5 separate regions of the Homo sapiens genome follow, and regions 2, 3, 4 and 5 are each linked to region 1. A link is an interaction called in ENCODE POLR2A ChIA-PET data of the cell type or tissue named here. Cell type or tissue: MCF 10A. All regions are shown on one strand. Region 1 holds the start of MIR4279 (microRNA 4279). Region 2 holds the start of LOC124900953 (a long non-coding RNA gene). Region 3 overlaps PDZD2 (PDZ domain containing 2). Region 4 overlaps PDZD2 (PDZ domain containing 2). Region 5 overlaps PDZD2 (PDZ domain containing 2).

Evidence for each region. Peaks named below come from ENCODE experiments on the same cell type or tissue, not always from the same donor. Only the 100,000 strongest peaks of a DNase experiment are listed, where the experiment ranks them.
Region 2: POLR2A ChIA-PET joins it to region 1 with 29 read pairs; 3 of 35 experiments call an interaction of 5 or more read pairs at or near these places.
Region 3: POLR2A ChIA-PET joins it to region 1 with 12 read pairs; 5 of 35 experiments call an interaction of 5 or more read pairs at or near these places.
Region 4: POLR2A ChIA-PET joins it to region 1 with 53 read pairs; 3 of 35 experiments call an interaction of 5 or more read pairs at or near these places.
Region 5: POLR2A ChIA-PET joins it to region 1 with 17 read pairs; 3 of 35 experiments call an interaction of 5 or more read pairs at or near these places.

What each region holds. Positions count from the first base shown.
Region 1 is chr5:31,934,320-31,938,319 of GRCh38, reverse strand. All of the region lies in intron 2 of PDZD2 (PDZ domain containing 2), which reads right to left. MIR4279 (microRNA 4279) reads left to right here and starts at 2,161; the gene lies at 2,161-2,218. In MCF 10A, no CTCF peak of the experiment used is centred here; DNase peaks (open chromatin) are centred at 959 and 2,239.
Region 2 is chr5:31,852,376-31,856,375 of GRCh38, reverse strand. The region is part of intron 2 of PDZD2 (PDZ domain containing 2); the gene reads right to left. LOC124900953 (a long non-coding RNA gene) reads right to left here and starts at 1,520. Exons shown (of 2, transcript XR_007058717.1): 1 at 1,208-1,520; 2 at 1-218. RefSeq lists enhancers at 1,700-2,372, 2,373-3,046. In MCF 10A, a CTCF peak has its summit at 904 (motif pointing left); a DNase peak (open chromatin) is centred at 1,515.
Region 3 is chr5:31,988,972-31,992,971 of GRCh38, reverse strand. All of the region lies in intron 3 of PDZD2 (PDZ domain containing 2), which reads right to left. Among named protein-coding and RNA genes, the nearest start is that of MIR4279, 55 kb to the right of the region's middle. In MCF 10A, no CTCF peak of the experiment used is centred here; a DNase peak (open chromatin) is centred at 1,941.
Region 4 is chr5:32,026,594-32,030,593 of GRCh38, reverse strand. The region is part of intron 6 of PDZD2 (PDZ domain containing 2); the gene reads right to left. Among named protein-coding and RNA genes, the nearest start is that of MIR4279, 92 kb to the right of the region's middle. RefSeq lists an enhancer at 3,060-3,561. In MCF 10A, no CTCF peak of the experiment used is centred here; DNase peaks (open chromatin) are centred at 183, 1,113, 1,591 and 2,403.
Region 5 is chr5:32,057,792-32,061,791 of GRCh38, reverse strand. It overlaps PDZD2 (PDZ domain containing 2), which reads right to left. Exons shown (of 25, transcript NM_178140.4): 12 at 3,689-3,914; 13 at 2,436-2,553; 14 at 658-790. Among named protein-coding and RNA genes, the nearest start is that of GOLPH3, 110 kb to the left of the region's middle. In MCF 10A, no CTCF peak of the experiment used is centred here; a DNase peak (open chromatin) is centred at 1,811.

The sequences.
Region 1 (4,000 bases):
TTCCCAAACAAGAGCCCATTCAAATTGCTGAGGGCTTAACTTGCTGCATCAACCCACTGATCACATTATTCACCAATGATATTAAAAAATCAACAGGTCAAGGTGGAGTGCTGGGAGCAGTGGCTCACACCTGTAATCCTAGCACTTTGGGAGGCCGAGGTGGGCAGATCACTTGAGGTCAAAAGTTTGACACCAATCTGGCCAACAGAGTGAAACTCTGTCTCTAAATGGGGGCGGAAATCAACAGACCAACCAGCAAACCAGCAAATGTTTTTTTCTAAAGATCGGATAGGCTTTGTGGGTCACTATCTCTGTCCTATATTCTTCTTTGTTTCTTCAACTCTTCAAAACATAAAACACATTCTTAGCTCCCAGGCCATACAAAAACAGGCTAGGGCAGTCTGGATTTGCCTAAGGGCCATAGCTTGCTGAACACCGCTTCCAGCAGGAACCCTGGGAAGGAACCTGTCCCCAACACAGCTTCTAAGTCACTGCAGATAGCACCTGGGACAGATCAGTCTGAAGGATGGGAGACAAAGGGGACACACACAACAGGTGAACAGTAGGCAAGAAAGGACAAGAGTTGGGGTGGCGACGGTAGGAACATGGGGTGAAAAAGTTTTCTAAAAGACCACAGGAGGTGCCGTTCCTCCTCCCATAGAAGGCTAGCTGTGTAATGCTGAGAAATCACACGGAAAGAGAGACTAGCAATGATGTGTGGGCTTGCTTGACTAAACACAGCCATCCCCCAGCCCTCCAGGACTAAAATGCAAAGCCACAAAACGTGGCCACCACGGCATGAGGATGACCACAGCATGAGGATGCCAGCCAGGCAGTAAGCAGTAACCCAAGCAGCTCCCAATTTTGCCTTTTCAGACACACCCCTGTGGCTACGGGGCATTCTCCAAACCTCAACGCAAACAGTTCCAGGATTCAGGCTGGGCTATTCTACCGAAACAAAATTCTCCACCTACCTCTGACGTTCTTCTCAGGCTGACCACACGCACCATTTCTATCCAACCTCCTCCATGTTAGCCCAATCCCCCAACACCCTGGCCACTTCATTAGTGAGGGAAAACATGTCAGATCATCCCAGTGCCCAGGAGAAGCAAGGCCTAGAAATGATTCAGAACCTGGGGCTGGAGATGATCTTTATTCTGTTCTACTTCTCTTATCACAAGCCCCAAACCTTGACAACGGAAGGAACACCCTGAGACTCGGCTACAATCATGGGAATCAAAAATCAGTTTTAAAATTATCCTTGCATGTGGCTGCCACCCATGGTCCTCCCCATTTATTTTCTACTTCTGAGTGTGAAACGTCACTGTGACAGTTTCCAACCCTCTGCACTCCCCCCACTCCATGACAAATATTCAGGATTCACACTTCACTTTCACACTGCTTTCCAATCCCTTGACTTAGAAGCCGAGCAGAGGCAGCCTGCCTTAATGGAGAAAACATTAGTGCATTCGGGCTTCACTCTGGATCCCAGTCAATTTCTGGATATTTCACAGCTGTTATACATCCACCTCCTTTCTTACAAAAGCCAGCAAAAATTAGTGAGCACCTCGTTGGCTCTGAAATATGAAAATGGAGCCACAGTCAAGCCTGAAAATCGGTTTCTGGTTGACTCCCTTCAAAGTATTTGTTCTAAAACACAGTGTCTGCAGTTCATTTATCATCTGCCAATTTTTAAATGAGTTTAAATTAAAAAAGCTTCAATGCTGCATGCTTTTTTTCTTTTTTTTTTTTTAAAGCAACTCTCAGAATAAAACTGTCATTTGGTCATCACACTAGTAACTGAGAGAACTCTTGCTTGGGCAGATATCAGCACAATTCAAGCTGAGTCTTTTATGTTATTATTACCTGCTCATCTCTCATATAATTAAAAAATAATAAACCCTTGGAAGACCTGTAAGTTGTGTTCAGAGAGAAAATGTGATTCTCTTCACCACTCAGGTCTCCCGTCCTACCTGCTTTATGAGCTGGTCAGGTGAGCGTGCTCTGCTGTGCTTCAGCAGCCTCTGGAATGGGACAGACTCCAAAGTTGGTTGTGCTTCACTTCCCTTCTCCATTCAGGTCTTTAAAGTCCTGGGTTATTAACTATCAACAAAAATACAAGCTGCGCCATGCGTGCTCCAACTTCCTGCCAGCTCCCCATGCTCTGTGGAGCTGAGGAGCAGATTCTCTCTCTCTCCTCCCGGCTTCACCTCCTGAGCTCCAGAGCCCCACCCACCCACAGCACTCAGATCATTTTTCATTTATGAATGCATCCAGCCACGCTGTGTTTGTAAGAGAAGGAGCCAATCCTTGCCCTGCCAGTGTATTGGAACCAGGCTGCTATAAACGGTTCTAATTTTCCAGGAGTATGGGGGGAAATCATATCCCAGCAGACATCATGCATGGCTTCCTCCTGCAGGTATCTGCAGATCAGCTCTTCCATCACCAAAGGACGCACACTTGGCCACGGACCACAGCTGCTTCATTCTACAGACTGCCAGGGAGGAGGACTGAAGATTTCAGGCAGGAGAAAACCAAAATACTATCAAAATGTGTACTTCACATAACTAAAAATGTGAAGCTAGGATGATCAGTGAAGAAACTTTCCACTCAGTGACCTGATATTTCACAATACATTTAATCTGTCTTGCACTTATTAAAGGGCCAGATTTTTTTTTAAATTGCATCCAAATGCAAACAAAAATCAAGGGGTTAAATTATTTTATAAAGAAGTCTGTTGGGAAATAAAAGCCATTTGTCTTGATGACACCAAATTTACAACTTTTCTACTCCGACTAAGCTTCCAACTTCCATTGTAGACAAGTACTAGCAAAACCAGAAATTATCAGTCAGCCCTTGAGTTGCTGAAAAAATCCTCAACTTTTAAACACAATATGATTTTTCTAAGGTTTTATCAGGAAATAGAATGTTAAAAAATAGGCTTCCCTAAACCAACACACATATATAGTAGTTTCTATTATGGGTAAAATTTGCCTTGTTTTACAGCTGAAGCCAAAGGGGTCTTTCATGATCCAACAGCCAGAGACAAAGATTCCAAAAACCTTTGGTGCAGGTATAAAAATGTACATGTGCAACTTAAATGGGAATGACATTTTATTATTCCAATACTCACAAGGTCCTTTGTTAGCTATACTTGTAAGGAACAAAATAGGAGCAAACATCCTCTGTTTACTTCTTGCAGCCATTCTATTTTCTTTCTTTTTTTTTTTTTGAGACAGGGTCTGGCTCTGTTGCCCAGGTGGGAGTGCAGTGGAGTAATCTCGGCCCACTGCAACCTCCATCTTCCGGGTTCAAGAGATTCTCCTGCCTCAACCTCCTGGAGTAGCTGGGATTACAGGCGCCCGCCACCATGCCCAGATATTTTTTGTATTTTTAGTAGAGATGGGGTTTCACCATGTTGGTCAAGCTGGTCTCAAACTCCTGGTCTCAAGTGATCTGCCCATCTCGGCCTCCCAAAGTTCTGGGATTACAGGTGTGAGCCACCACTGCTGGCCAGATTTTTGGTGTTTTTTAGTATATTCATTTATTTTAGAGTTTTATCCAGTATAAATTTTTCCCCTAGGAGCCTTGTATTGACATAACCTAGTTCCAGTCACAGTGAGACATTTTTGAAATTGCTTCTAAATTTTCCATGTATTAAAAAACTGGTGGTCTAGTATCCGGACTTAAGTCTTTTTTTTTTTTTTTTTTTAATTAGATGGTTCAAATGTCTCCTAAACAGAAAATGCTATACATTTTCTCATGTGCTCCAAATGGATTCTAGCCATCCCAATACCCTAACACATTCTTGAAAACAAAAACAGGATCCGCCTTTTACTGATGAGATAAAGAAGACAGAAAGTCACTAGTATATATGATGTTTCCCTGGTGCGGCAGAGAAAGAACTAATGGGAGGATTAGTTCCTAGTCTCCAAACACCAGCAGGGAGCCCCAGGCAAGTCCACATTTTTTGTGTGCATTCAAGAGGCCTGAAAGTTGA
Region 2 (4,000 bases), 82 kb after region 1:
GACACAGGCCTCTTTCCCCAGAGGCCATCCTGTCTGTGAGTCCTGCAGCTGCACCCAGGGGCCTTGGGTTTGACTGAAGATCCTGGATTAACTGTGGGTGGGTCCCGTATCCTCTCAACTCCATTAACATCTCAGCAAAAGGAGCCACGGAGGCCTACAGGTTAGCATTCAATGGCCAGATTAGCAGCTGGGGACGAGATGAGGCCCTTGCAATTCACCTGCAAAGTTGAATTGAGAGTTACAAAACAGTGTAAGAGTGCAAACTCTGAAAATATTATTTTGTATGTATTTAAAGATATGTCTATATTATTTAGAGTTTATTATATCCCCTTATGATACCAAACTCAGCCTGGCCTATTTCTATGAAAAGCATTTGTTTACTGTTTACATTCACAGTCTTTTTCTCCCAGACATGGTTCCCAGGATGACAGCTGTAGTTACCGCCTTCTTTCCCTCCATCTCATGAGACAAGACTGACTTCATTTCACTTCTGGTGTTTATCAACTACCTAGTAGAGAGGAGCTACAGGACAGAAAATGCCATTCTCTTTCCAAACATCCTGCATCTTTAAATATCTTTGATTTGTGGATCCTATGATCAAAACATTTTGGGAATCAGTGGTGGGGCTGTTGTCCAAGCAGGCTGTTTAGTAATTTGGGGGCAAAGATCTGTCTCCAAATGCCATCACGACTTCTTGTGAAATCATCCACAGTTCCCGCGGGTAGAGAAAGCAGCTTTGCTCCGTCTCAGTCATTCTGCTGCTAGCGAGGGATGGGGGACAGTATGACAGATTTCCCGGGCTGCTGCCATGCCCCCCGCCCCTACCGGGGCTTCAACGGCACAGGCCCCAAGGTTCTGAAACCGCCGTGGCTCCGGAACCCCCTATTACCTGTCCCCTCTGGGCACCCCTTCCCTGCCCGTCACACACAGCCGGGGCGCCTCCTTCCGTCCAGCCATTGACAAACCAGCTCCAAGTCACTTACTCCTCCCGAGGAACACAAACCGTCTCTCAACACGCAAATCCCCCACTTTAAAAACAACACACCCCAGTGATCCGGGAGACGAGAAGGGCAGACGCTTAGGTGGCCGCTCCGCGCCTCCGAGGCTGTGGCTAAATCTCCACATTTGTGGATTCAGCCCCAGTCTGCACCCGACCTGGATCAGATCAGAAAACCTGAGGCTTTCGCCTGAGAAGCCGATTTCCTACCTCCAGTTCTGAAGTCACCTTCGGAGGGTTCCTCTCCGGAGCTCCTGGGAGTCTCCGCCGGCAGCAGCTGGGCGCCGGGTAATCCGCTCGCCAGGCCGGTCTCCGCGCCCCCGGGGCAGCTCATTAGCCTAATCACCTGCAGGCGGCCCGGGGGCCTGGGGCGGCTGCCAGCTGCCCTCCTGGAACGCGGCTCCTGCAGGACTTCCCGAAGGCTGCTCTCCGCCGGCTCCAGGTCTGTGGGAGGACCCCCCCCTCCTCCCTCCGCGCCGCGGTGGAGGAGGTTAGGAAAAGCCTGTAATGCAATCCTAAACTCGGCTCGCCACTCCCCTGCTCACTTGTCAAAACCCCACGGCATTCCAAGATCCCCTCCCCGGTCACTCCCCTCGCCGGGAAAAGGAAACCGCCCTGGGGAGGATTTCAGGGAGTTTGGGGCTTCTCATCCAGACACCTTTGTTTACACCGAGGGCTCAGGAGCTTCCTGGGGCAAACCTGGAGCAGGTTAGAGGAAAAAGCGCCCTACCCTAGACCCTCGTTTGCACCAAAAGTTCTCCCTCCGAGCCATTGCAAGAAGCTCCACCTTCCCACATCAATTCACTTCATGACCACTCCGTTTCATAATCCGCGGCAGCCTGAGTTCTTACAGGGGTGGAGCCCCCAGCTAAAATCACAACCATCGTATGGGGCAGGATGTCAGGGAACTTTCCAGAAATCCCCGGTCAGAGCCTTTCGGCTGGAGTAACCAAAGTTAACACCGCTGAATTACAATCGCCGGTGACTGCACGACTGAAGCATTTCCTTTATACCTTCTCCCGCTCCCCTACCCCTCCCACCTTCTGTGGGGTTCAGTCAACAAGCCCTCCCCCAGGAGGCCTGAGTGGGCCTGGGCCCTGCAGCCATCGCTCCAGCTGCAAACTGATGAGGAAGCCCGACCCACGAGGCCGAATTGTTTACATCACACCCACTGAGGCTTCCTGTCTTAAATTAATGGGAACACAAATAAGACAGGAAAAGAGTGTTTGCTTTTCTTAAAGCAGGGGAGGGGGGCTGGCAGCGGGAGGGGGAGTCACCCCACATTTCATTGCTTTTCAAAACTTCAGCTGTATTCTCTTCCATTTTTCCACTCCTGACACTTGTTGAAAAGTAAAAGCGTCACTGGTGCCAAACCTCAAGCCTTTATGGAACGTCTGCTCAAAACACATTTCACCTGGCTTCAAAAGGCACCCAGGGTGGAGCTCCCAGGGACCTGAGCTAGAGGAATGGAGAGCTCCTGAGGTTGATGGCACCAATCTCAGTGCAAACAAACTCACTCAAGCCCTGGGCCTCCCTCCCGGGACTTGCACAGGCAGGCACACACTCCACTCCTTGGGGTTCAGGTTAAGTCACACCCCAGTCCCACTCCACCCCTCTGGCTCTAAGCTCTGGTTGTGGGCATCCAGCAGCCCCTAAAAGTAAATGAGCTTTGCAACGGACAGATCTGGTGGAATTCGAAGCAATTAATTATAATGGAGGAGGCAAAAGAAAGCTTCAATTCCAGTACCATTACTGCCACCGGAATGGGTAATTAAAGCCCAGGAGGGGCCAACCCATGTCAAGCCTGGGCTGGAAATCTGCCCACTCTCAGAAGCAGCCCCAGAGCACATAGTAAATAATTATCATCATTACCAGTCCTGGAATTACCCCTAGTTGCTTCATTCAGGTGGGCACAACAGCCAACCCAGAAACAGGCAAGGAGTGTCAGGTCATGGTATTCCTCCTTCGGAAGAACCAAAAGGAAACAGAACCCCAGGATAAGATTTATTTCAAGAAGTTTTGGGTACTGCAACCAACAATACCTCATGGAGTTTAGGAGAACACTACATGTGCCCAGTGAGAACAAGCTTTGTAGACCAGTCCTCCAAACATCGCAATTCCTGGGTCAAAGCAAATTAGGCTGATGATTTCAGAAAAAACCAAGGGTATTAGAATTCTCTAACACAAAGTGTCTGGCTTACACATATTATAAGGGTCTCAGTGAATGCTGGCTCCACCCCCTTCCCTTTTCCCACTCTTCTGCCAGGAAGTGGTAGTCTTTCATTAGCATCCTATAAGTTTTATGGGAATTAAGTTCAAATTGAATAATTTTCTAATAATAATTTGAGAAGTGCTCCTTTGCTTCCTTTCTGAGTGTTTTTTCCACAACAGTTTCCCAATGTTTTAGCTTCTTTCTCCACTCCTTCAATCCAGGTACATAATTGATGATGTGTACATCAATGCTGTTTAAAGTAAATGTATGGGCCAGGCGCAGTGGCTCACGCCTGTAATCCCAACACTTTGGGAGGTCGAGGTGGGTGGATCACTTTTGGTCAGGAGTTCGAGACCAGCCTGACCAACATGGTGAAACCCCATCTCTGCTAAAAATACAAAAATTAGCTGAGTGTGGTGGTGGGCACCTGTAATCCCAGCTACTTGGGAGGCTGAGGCAGGAGAATTGCTTAAACCCGGAAGGCAGAGGTTGCAGTGAGCCGAGATCCCATCACTGCACTCCAGCCTGGGCTACAGAGTGAGACTCCAACTCAAAAACATAAAATAAATACATAATAAAGTCCAGGCACGTGGTGGCTCATGCCTGTAATCCTAGCACTTTGGGAGGCCAAGGTAGTTGGATCACTTGAGGTCAGAAGTTTGAGAGCAGCCTGGCCAACATGGTGAAACCCCATCTCTATTAAAAATACAAAAATCAGCCAGGCGTGATGGCACGCGCCTGTGGTCCCAGCTACTCTACTTGGGAGGCTGAGGAAAGAGAATAGCTTGAAC
Region 3 (4,000 bases), 55 kb before region 1:
TGGATGTTGTCCTGGCTTTCTGGGCCTCCCACGCCAGCATAGGGAGCAGCCCTGTGGCGGCCTCACGGCACACGCGAGAGTAGGATGGTGGCTTTTTTTTTTTTTTTCCATGGAAGAGGCACACTTGAGAGAAGGATGCTGGCTGTTTTTTTCCGTGGAAGATATGCTCTGGCTGCTGGGGTCTAGAAGATGAGTGTTTCTTCCTCCCCCAGGACAGAAAAGCTGTGAACCTCTTTCCCAAGAGCAACAAGGACCATTCTTAGAGTCCAGAAATAAGAAAATCTATTTGGGTTTTAGCGCAAATTAGTAAAAACCTATCCATCCCCCTTACTAGTTTACACCACCATTCTTTTCTCCTTTTCCCCTCCTCTTTGTTAAACAAAACATGTAAGTATGGTTAACAAAGGATGTGACAATACTAGGTACATTCCTTTCTAATTTTTAAATACTTTTAGAAGTAGGACATGTGACAAGAAACATGCAAAACGATGTTCATGGGAATACAATATCAGCTCAAATGTATATATATATATACTGACAGAAGAGTTCAAGACACTTTCCATCAAGAGCACCCACATTTCCACTCCACTTGCCTGCCCCCAGCCCCAAACCACAAAACTCGTTAAAAATAAAGTCATGCAAAACACTTAACAAATAAAACTGGCTTCAGAGGGCAGAAATCACTAATCTGTAATACAGCCCCCAACTACACTACTCAAGAAACAGACCTTCTTTTTCACTTTTATCCGATAACATAATTTTTTTTTAATTGAAAGTAGGAGATAGGAGGGGAGTGTCCAAAGAAATTAATGCAAGTTTCCTCACCTTGGAATTTCTGATCATCTAATGAAGGGAGTTCAGAGGACTACAAAGGAAGACACAAGCAACAAGAAGTAAATGTTAGCAGTTTTTTTTGTTGTTGTTTTGTTTTTTTCTTTCGAGACAGGGTCTCACTCTGTCACCTAGGCTGAAGTGCAATGGCACAATCTTGGCTCACTGCAACCTCTGCCTCCTGGGTTCAAGTGATTCTCCTGCCTCAGCCTCCCGAGTAGCTGGGATTACAGGTGCACACCACCACATCCACTCAGCTAATTTTTGTATTATTAGCAGAGACAAGGTTTCACCATATTGGCCAGGCTGGTCTTGAACTCCTGACCACTGGTGATCTGCCCACCTCGGCCTCCCAAAGTGCTGAGATTACAGGCGTGAGCCACCGTGCCGGGCCCACAATTGTCAGTTTTAAAGGTATTTGCCTACAGCAACGTTCAGTAAAAAATAAATCAGTGTCTGATATTTACTAGGCTAAAACTTGTACTGGCCAAAATCTAACAGGCCAACTTAAATATAACGATATTAAGGATATTTCCAACTGCCTCCTTAACAATTCCACTTGGGTATCTGATATACACCTTAGTACAATCAAAACTGGACTTTTTTCCTCTCTTACTCCTGGCTTTCCCATCTCAATGCAAACAGCATTATCCTCTACTCAGGCTAAAGATGATCCACAAGCCAAAAGTCCGTGAAGTATCTTTGATTCCTTCTGTTTAATCTCCCACATCTGAACCACGAGCACCATCTGTAGAGTCTACTTCCGAAATAGATGCCAGATCCACCGACTTTGGCCTTCTCCTCTCCCTAACCTCCCCCGTCAAAGTGACCAGCATCTTTAGCTTGGGTGACCACAATAGCCTCCAGTTTGGTCTCCCTTTTAAATTTCACCTCCTACAATCCATTATCCTCCATCAAACATCCAAGGGGAAGGTTTAAAAAACATAGGCTGTGATGCACTCAGCATAAGCCCTCCAACAACTTCCCACAGGACCGAGAATAAGGTTCAAACTCCAAGGTGGCATATGCGAACCTCTGTAACCAGCCCTGCCCACACCTCCTGAATCATCTCCTGGTGCCCAGTGTCTTTCTCATGGAACACTCTGTCATTCCTGCCTGAGGGCAGATGCTTTGCTGGTTCTTCCCTGGGAACATTCTGCCCCGGATTATGCAGGGCTGCCCTTTTCTGACACTCAATCCTCAGCTCAAACATCGCCTCTTTACTGAGATCTTCCTGCTCTGACACCCAACATCAACCAGCCCCCTGCCCATGACACTGCCCGGCCAGCTTTCACTTCACCCTGTTTTATTTCATTGACTCATCAGCTTCTGACACTGTGATTTGTGGATTTGCTTATTTATTGTTTGTGGTATGCTATAAATGCTGTGAGATAAGAACCTTGTCTGTCTTGTTTACCAACTAGTTCTCTAGCAATTAGAACAGTGTCTACCACATTATAATATCCCATAAATAGCACTGAATGAACAAATATAGAATGTTTATCCGCTAATCTTACAGTTCCATGATGGTCCTTGCGACTGAGGTTAAGAAGCTCACACAGATGGGAGATCTGTCTGTTTGCCAGTGTTCATTGTGTGAACCCTGGTCCAGTTGGAGAGACCGAGTTCTGCAACAGACCCTGTCTAGACAGATGGTTTGGGCATTTGTTTTCTTTTACATTAGCTTAAAGGGCAACAAGACTTTGTCAGCCTATTGAGAAAAAGCCAAACCCTGAAAAACTGGATGCTATGGACTTCTGCACTAATGTTGTTGGAGTGTTACCCTTTCCTGTAAACTGCCAATTACTGCGTGAGTTCACACATGTATCCCTTCACTGAAGCCAACGAAGGGATTTATTTACCAAAACAGGAGCGGTACATTAAAGGGAGCTGTCTCACAGCATTTAAATGACCTCATTACTGCTGGAACCAAAAATAAAACTTTATAACAGCAACTTTGCCCCATATGTGAGAAGACACAATCCAACCAGAATCTTGCTGCCGTAAATACTCCGGCGCTAGTTGCAAACCTTTTCTGAAACCGTTTGCTTACCCCTTCTTATTCAGAATGATCAGTAAGAAATGGGTGAGCATAATGTCAGAGCTGGAAGTCCCTTAGTCATCAGACCAAAATGCTCAGTTTATAGGTGAGAAAACAGAAGGCCAGAGAAAGGCCGCAGCAACCTGAAGGCCACAGTGCTGGGGATGGCAGAACTGAGGCAGGAACTTCAGGGTCCCATCTCCCAGGACTAGTATTCTTGGGGCCTTGATTAATAAATACCTACAAGGCACTGAGCTAAGACGGGAAACAAAGACAAAGAAGGCCCCGCCCTGCACTATTCACAATAGCAAAGATACAGAATCAACCTAAGTGTCTATCAATGGCTGACTGGATAAAGAAAATGTGGTATACACCAGGCCAGGTGTGGTGGCTCATGCCTGTAATCCCGGCACTTTGGGAGGCCGAGGCAGGCAGATCACTAGAGGTCAGGAGCTCGAGGCCAGCCTGGCCAACATGGTAAAACCCCCTCTCTACTAAAAATACAAAAAATTAGCTGGACATGGTGGCGTGTGCCTATAGTCCCAGCTATTTGGGAGGCTGAGGCAGGAGAATTGCTTGAACCCAGGAGGCAGAGGCTGCAGCGAGCCAAGATCGCGCCACTGCACTCCAGCCTGGGTGACGGAGTGAGACTTCGTCTCAAAAAAAAAAAAAAAAAAAGAAAAGAAAATGTGGTATATACCACAGAATACTCCTCAGCCATAAAACAGAATTAAATCATGTCTTTTGCAGCAACATGGATGGAACCAAAGGCCATTACCTTCAGTGAAATAACTCAGGACACAAAGTCAAATACTCCATGTTCTCACTCATAAGTGGGAGGTGAACAATGGCTGTCCGTGCAGAGTGGAATAACAGACACTGGAGACTGGAAAACGGGGAAGCAGGGTGAGAGCTAAAAAATTATCTATCAAGAAAAATGTTCACTATTCAGGTGATGGGCACGTTAAAGCCTGAACTTCATCACTACGTAATATATGTGTTGAAGAAATCTGCACCTCCATCCCCCAAATATATAAAACATTTTTAAAAAATCAAAGGCTTTGCTCTTAAAGTCTACTGGGGACACGATGAGCCAAATGGTAATTGGAATACGTCGGGCTCGGGCAT
Region 4 (4,000 bases), 92 kb before region 1:
ACAGTAGAAATACTTTTTAAAAAACACCCAAATTCAGCATGCAAACCTATAAAGAAGAAATGGAACTAATTTAAGCAGCAGGTAAAAAGGAAACTCAATTAAGTCTTTCCCAAAGGGGAAGGATATGAATCACTACAGACATATCCAATTACTGCCCCAAAATATGTAGGAGAAAGCAATGCCACGTGATCCCTGGGACACTCAAAACCTGAGAAAAAACTAATCCCAAGGAAGAGGCGGCAGAGGTATTAGCCCTTACTAGCTCATTAGGGGCACAAGCTCTAGAATCATCAACAGAAGGTCTGGATCATGAATCTGCGGAGGGTGTTTTTCCAGCTCAACAAATGTGGAAGGAGAGATGAAGCTTTCTTCAGTCTAAGCACTTCCATGCCAAGAGGCAGTGGAAATGGAAAATGTGGCCCAGGACTGACTGAACATTCCTGCTTTTAAGAAGGTAGAGCTCCATCAGAGGCACCATCTACACCCAATGCAGCACGCCATGAAGCCCTTTACTTTTATGTCAAAGTGAAAATGCCAGTCAAGAAGCTACTGAATACACACAGAAAGCACTTGAAGTAGGACCGGGTTGATTTCCCTCCAACTCCAGTTGGGAGGAAGATTCCTGCCAATTGGCTTTAAGTTCATGGTCGTGAACTCCAGACAACTGTCAGACTGACTGGCATCTTTAAGAGAAGCCAAGAATCTTTTCCTCATCAACCTGCCTTTTCTTGATATTACTGAGTCTCTCTGGTCTGCCCTATTGGGAGGTAATTCTCCCTGGGTCTCTTGCATTTCTGCATGGCGTGCAAACAGAGACAGAGGCTGTTGTTACATGGAATTATCTGTCTTTCCAGGGATGTTTGTAGAGTGAACAGCCTTGAAAGTTAGATAGTGTCTCAGGAGGAAGGGACAGGTTCCTTCCTCTGGTGCAAAGGTTGGTCAGGTCTGCTTCTAGCCCATCATAAAAGACTGAGGTTGCCTATGGTGAGGGATCCTCAGCTGTGATGCAAATCCACTGCATGTGCACACCCCCGAGCCTGTGTCACCGCCACAGGACTTGCAGGGGAAAGGGGAAATGATGTGAACATAAAGCCCTAAATAAACTGGGGTTAAATCCTAAAAACTGGGATTAGGGAAGCTAAAATCTAGTTGCTGTGCCATGAGTAATAAAAAGTCATTTGTCTCTGACTCAGGAATCTCAAGTCTCCTGCCAGCATCCATGAAACTATAGTGGAAAAGCTTTTTTTTTTTTTTTTTTTTTTTTACAGTTCTTGATACTACCTTTGGCAAATTTAAATAAGGTCCCAAGAACAAAATCTTGCCTAGGACAACTGTCTAGGGACTGGGGTTTGGGTCATCTTTCTAAATGTTAAGGGCGTGGGGACAATGTTTTGATACTATTGAGGGTCCACTTACTTTTTTTTATTTGCATATCACTAAAAAGTAAAGCACATGAGAGACTTGCTGTTGAATGAATTCAGTCTTCTTGGAGCTGGAAAAAACTGTATTTATTCCTGTGGAAAACAGCCCAGGCTGCAGATGCTGAAAAACACAATCTTTTTCCAGCATCCAGCACCAAGGATCTCCTTAACTAAGAATGAGCAAAATAATGGCTGGGCGCGGTGACTCACGCCTGCAATCCCAGCAATTTGGGAGGCCAAGGCAGGCGGATCACTTGAGGTCAGGAGTTCCAGACCAGCCTGGCCAACCTGGTGAAACCCCGTCTCTACTAAAAATACAAAAATTAGCTGGGTGTGGTGGCACATGTCTATAATCCCAGCTACTCGGGAGGCTAAGGCAGGAGAATTCCTTGAATCCGGGAGGCAGAGGTTGCAGTGAGCCAAGGTTGTGCCACTGCACTCCAGCCTGGGCAACAAGAGCGAGACTCTGTCTCAAAAAAAAAAAAAAACAAAAAAAACAAAAAAAAAAAATAGAAGGAGCAAAATAAGAAATAGGAGAGATCAAAGGAGGCCATTAAGGGCTTTGGTTTTTTTTAAACACAAAAAGTCAAGGAAATTTAAGTTGAGATGTTAATTACTTTAGATTTTAAGATCTTTGGATTATGACCTACAAGGGCATTTAATTTATTTGAACATTATTATGTTGACATTTTATATCATTGCAGAACCTCTGAAAAGTTGCACTAGACAATGTGGCTAGAAATAATTTTGGATGAGAAATACCACAGGGACTGAGTTTTAGTTTCTGGCAAATTTCGTCTTCTAGGGGTGGGGGGCAAACCATCATTGCCCATGAGACAGGCCTCTTAGGTCCAAGCTAAATATCCTTAGAAATATCCTGTAACTGTTTCAAAGCATTTGTGAGCTCTCCTGGAACACACTGTGACTAATAGCATGTCGCAATCCTGAGTATCCGCTGTCTTTCTCAGCCAGCTCTTGCAGCCTTACGAACAAACCATGCAAAGCGTGGCTTTTATCTCCAGCTGTTTCCTTTGTGCAAGCTTGCCTAGTCCCAAAGAAAACTTCAGGACTGGTTGCACCCAGTTCTCACCATGTTTTTATGGTTCCCAAGACTTGAAAAAAAAAGAAAAAATCTGCAGATGTGACAGAAGACATCTAAGCTCCAAATCCCCAGGAAGCTCTGTTGGCTCATTCCCCGGTCAGTGTCCATAGGACAGTGGAACGCAGCGATTTCCCTTTCAGGCTTCAGTCACACTAAGATTATTTTTAGGTTGCCAAAGGAAGCTCATTTTCCAAGTCTCTGGGGCAGATGTTTGAGTGACCGAAGGAGAACCAGATGGTCATCAGAGAGGCCTGGGCTGGGAATGAATAACCATTCAGAAAATGGGAATCAGGACAACAATAAATCAGCACAAAGTAGCAAGAAGCCTGCAAGTTACGTGTAGAAATTAAAACAGGAATCTACTGCTACACTCGACCCGCTGCTTTCCAATCAAGAGAGTAACTCAGAACTAAAGAGGAAAACAGCAACACCACAAAGTCAAACTCGTCAACCCTGGGCGTGCTCTGGTACACGCCGGGCATGTGTGCATAGATCAGAGGTTGTCAGATGCAGCTGGGAGTGGGGGGAGCCGCAACTGATGCCCACTGCGACGCTCAGGCTGTGGCTCCGCAAATGAATTAATACTGCCCTTGTTCTAGCTAAGCCCATTTCCAGCTTCCTCCCATTCATCACCCCCAAACAATTTGAATGGGCTTAACACACATTGAGAGTGATTATTTTTATGCGTTGAAATTTAAAGAGATCTCTTGGTTCCTTAGAAAGTTGAGGTAATCACCTTTAAGGGCACAGGAATGTAATCAGTCATTAGCTTGTAACTGACCCTCTTGCAGTGGGTTTGTATGTGTCATGTTCCCAAGAGAGGCTAGTGTCCTCTAGTAACTCTCAGCTCTTTGAAAATAACAGGGGGGCCAGGCATGGTGGCTCACGCCTGTAATTCCAGCACTTTGGGAGGCCGAGGCGGGTGGAGCACCTGAGGTCAGGAGTTCAAGACCAGCCTGGCCAACATGGTGAAACCCCGTCTCTACTAAAAGTACAAAAAATCAGCCGGGCGTGGTGGCACACACCTGTAATCCCAGTTACTCAGGAGGCTGAGGCAGGAGAATTGCTTGAGCCCGGGAGGCAGAGACTGCAGTGAGCCGAGATCGTGCCACTGCACTCCAGCCTGGGCGACAGAGCGAGACTCTGTCTCAAAACAAAAACAAAAAACAAAAACAACAAAAAAAGGAAACAACAGGGGATGTGGAGGTCAAGGAGGAGAATGCATGTGTTCAACCTTAGTACAGATTTCAAATTGAGGTAAGGTAATAACAGGCATCCTCTGGGAAGTGGAACTCTCTCACTCTTGCCATGGTCCCATGACCTAGTGGGTGAGAAAACTATGGGGTCTGGAGCTATTCTTTGGATTTGGGGGCTGGCTACTCAAGGTAGACCCTTGGGTCATTTCTCAGCAGTGTTGGCTACCAGGTTCATTGCATTGGATGTATTTCTGGAAGTAGGACTATGATATGCTTTAAAC
Region 5 (4,000 bases), 120 kb before region 1:
CTTGACACTTTCTCATTTCTTTTTATTTCTTATTTAAAAAAAATAAAGATGAAGTCTCACTATGTTGCCCAGGCTGGTTTCAAACTTCTGAGCTCAAGTGATCCTCCTGCTTCGGCCTCCCAAAGTGCTAGGATTACCAGTGTGAGTCATCAAGCCTGGCCCTCATTTCTTAATTGAACAAAGTTTAAAATTCACTGAAACTGTTTTAAAAATAAATTAATCATTCAACATTAAACTTAAAGATGAGAGAATTCCCAACATATGGCCCAACAAAAGATGTGGTAAGAAAAGCCTTCTTATCTTGAAACTGACAGGGTCATAGAGATCGTCCAGTCCAAGGCTTGCAGATTCTGTTGTTGCAAAAACCCAAAGAGGTTAAGTATCTCACCAGAGCTCAAAAAGCCAGTACTCAGAACACAGCATTCTTACCTCCCACCAGACAAGTTTCAAATTTACCAGATAACATTGTCAAAATGTTCTAGTAAGATTTTCTAAGACTGTGAAGACAAAGTCCAGATTAGAGATTCATTTCCCACATGAACCACCCGTAGGTTGCCTGCCTATCCCCAGCTGGGAAAACCATCTCACCAAAGAGTATACGATATCCTAGGAAGGTGTATCATCTTCCCACGTTCAGAAGAGGGTGGACCACCTCACCTTTGGATTAGGGTGCCGGCCGATGACAAGGCGAACGGGTCCTGGAGGGCATTTACTCAAGATGGCGTGGACTTTGCTTAAAGCAGCATGGCGGACGTTGACGGAGTTCACTTCCAGGATTTGATCCCCGCGGCTAGGGAGGGCAACAGAATCCACACTCTGTGTTAGCAGCCAGCTTCTTAAAGCTAAAATAGCCTTCTTGCTAGGAGAGGTTTATAATATGAAATCTTTTCTGAATACTTTAAAGAAGCTCATATCTTTTCCCGTTGGCATACATGTAAAAATGCAACACATTCATAAAAACACATTCGATTTTAAGTGGGCAAAGGTCATTATGCATATTTACTGGCATTTTCAGAAACAGCAAAGTCAAATAAAATTGATAATAAGGACAATGATGAAACCTACCATATTTTGAGCATATACTATATGCCAGGCACTGTACAAAGCATGCTGTATAACAAAGCTTTGAGTAAGTAAAATTATTCCCATTGTGCAGATAGGAACACAGGCTCAGAGGGGTCACCCAGATGTCACACACTGTTGAACTAACTCGGGTCCGTCTGACTGTCAACCATCACATGACAGAACCCCTCGACCACCAGCAGTTCTCTCTTCCTACCATCTTGAAATGATTATTATAATATAACTTAAGGAGGAAATAGCTGAGGCTCAAAGGTTACCCAACAATTTGTAAAAACGTTTCAAATTTGAACAAATGAGAAATTGGGGACAAGTTGCCCATTTTGACTGGAAATTACAGGGAGAGAAGTCAGTAGGAGAGAACAAAGACTCTTTATATGGGATTTGAAGAATGTTCATTTGGCAGGCTCCAGACATATGGAATCATTCAAGAAAGAAACATCATCTTGGGATGTCATTAAAGGATTTTTTTCCTTGGGTTCTAAAAGTATATTTTCTTTAATGTACTTTGGATGATTTGCTAAATTTTTTTTCATATGGAAATTTACTCTAATGATTAACTAAAAACATAATATAAGCTATTAACAGGGCCCCAAAATGGCAACCTCAATGAATGCCATTTTGACAATCCCTTAACCACTAAAGGACTTGGAAGTTTACAGGGCAGAAAGATGAAACTGTTAGCACAGGGTGCTTTGTGCAATACACGTACATTCTTGTGACGTTTAGGTGGGCACTGACTCACTGCAATTTCTATATAATAGAACACCTAGATATTTCTTGTGTAAACAGAACGCCCATGTTACAACTCAACTATCTGGATTAAGAAATCAGACACTCAGTGACTTCAGTAAGTAGACACCTAGACATGGCCATTCAACAAGGAATGAAAATGACAGGAAAAGTTTGAGAGAATACTTAATAAGAAATGCCTCCTATTCAAGGGCACAATTTCAGGACTGTTTGGCATCAAGTGATTCTGAACCATTTCAGCAGTTCCAGTATTTCATATGAATTTTATATATGTGAATATAAAATGAAAGAAAATATTGAGCTAATCATAGATATCTGTATAGAGTTGTATCTTGTCAAGTTTCTGAAACTGGACTTCTGAGACCAAATAGAACAAAATAAGCAGGGAAGCCAAGATCTAGAGTTCTCAAATTCAACCAAATTTCATTTATATTAACATTTACATTTTTGGAGATGCTATTAATTGTAGTCTTGGCTACGTTCTTGGAAAGAATTCAAAGCTTCAACATCCCTCAAAGGGAAGTAATAGAACAAATATCACACGTGTATATTTCATATTTATGAACACTCCAGAACCTTACACTATCAGGCAAACAACAAACCTCAGGTTGCTCTCCATCTTGGCCACTGATCCTGGAGCAAGGCTGTGAATGTAGATGCCAGGAGGACTGTTTTCCAGAGCCAAGCAGCAGGCACCAATGCCTAATCCAACTCTTGGCTCTGTGAGAGGCACCATTCAAAGAAAATAAAAACAAAAATTACACAATCACTAGAAAAAATGTGTAACTGATTTGAAACAGAATTAATATCTATTCAGACCAATAACCATTTATTTCTGGTCCAGACTCAGAATGTAAATCCAGCTTTTCCTTGTCAACACTTGCCACTGCTGTTAATAGAATGAGCCCATGGCTAACCTGGGAGCTAGTTACGGACTGAATTATCCGACGGTCAACTCTCTGCTTAGTCTAACTAACCTCCTCACATCTGTTTTTAGAAATAGGCAGGCTATAAGTAACGTTTTTATTCTAGGTACACAAACTCAAGCTTTCTTTTGCTTTTCTTTTTAACACATAATCTCTTGGTTGTTTAATCTTCCATCATGTTTCTAGAGTAGGTGGGGAGGAAAAAGAAACAGGGATGAAAAGCAGTAAGATTTGGTGATCACGCATGAATTCTAGTTACTAGTGTTAACTGTACACTTAACTATAATCTTTTGTTCTTTAAAATTTTATATTAGCCCCAGACTTAAGCTCACCGGTGAATTTTTTTTTTTTTTTTTTTGAGACGGAGTTTTGCTCTTGTTGCCCAGGCTAGAGTGCAGTGGCACGATCTCGGCTCACTGCAACCTCTGCCTCCCGGGTTCGAGCGATTGTCTTGCCTCAGCCTCCCGAGTAGCTGGGATTACAGGCGCTTGCCACCACGCCCAGCTAATTTTTTTTTTTTATTTTTAGTAGAAACGGGGTTTCGCCATGTTGGGGAGGCTGGTCTCAAACTCCTGACCTCAGGTGATCTACCTGCCTCGGCTTCCCAAAGTGCTAGGATTACAGACATGAGCCACTGTGCCTGGCCAGTGATTTTTTTTTTTTTTTTTTTAAACACAAGCCTCTGACCCACAGTGATTCATGGGGAGAGCTTAGAGAGCTCCATGCTACTGGTAACTTCCCTTCACTTTGACTAAAGTGACTAACATCTCTCTACCTGACCTCACTGTCCCATGCAGAGACCACGTGTTGTTGATAGAAGATTGTACCAAAGGAATAATTCATAGAACAACAAGGAAGAATTAAGCTAACAACAGATTCCAAAATGTTATTCAAGAAATGAGACAAAGGTAAGGAATAGCTGCTATCACCTTTGTTGAGTGTTACTTCCATGACGATCCTGTCCTTGGGCCCAGGGGTCTTCCGACCCAGGGATGAAGAACTGCCTTCATCGGAACCTCCCGCTGAGGCTCCCCCACTGGTATTGAAGTTCGGGGAGGCGGATCTGCTCATGTGTGTGGGTGTCGAGCAGGGTGTGAGGCTGGGGCTCACCAACTTTGTGCGTACCGTTAAAACAAATAATCCACTCCGGATTTGCTGAGAAAACAGTGAGGAAAGGTGGGCTGAAACATTTGGAATGTCCTTATATCAAAGGGTTAAAAAAAAAAAACAACTCACCAAAC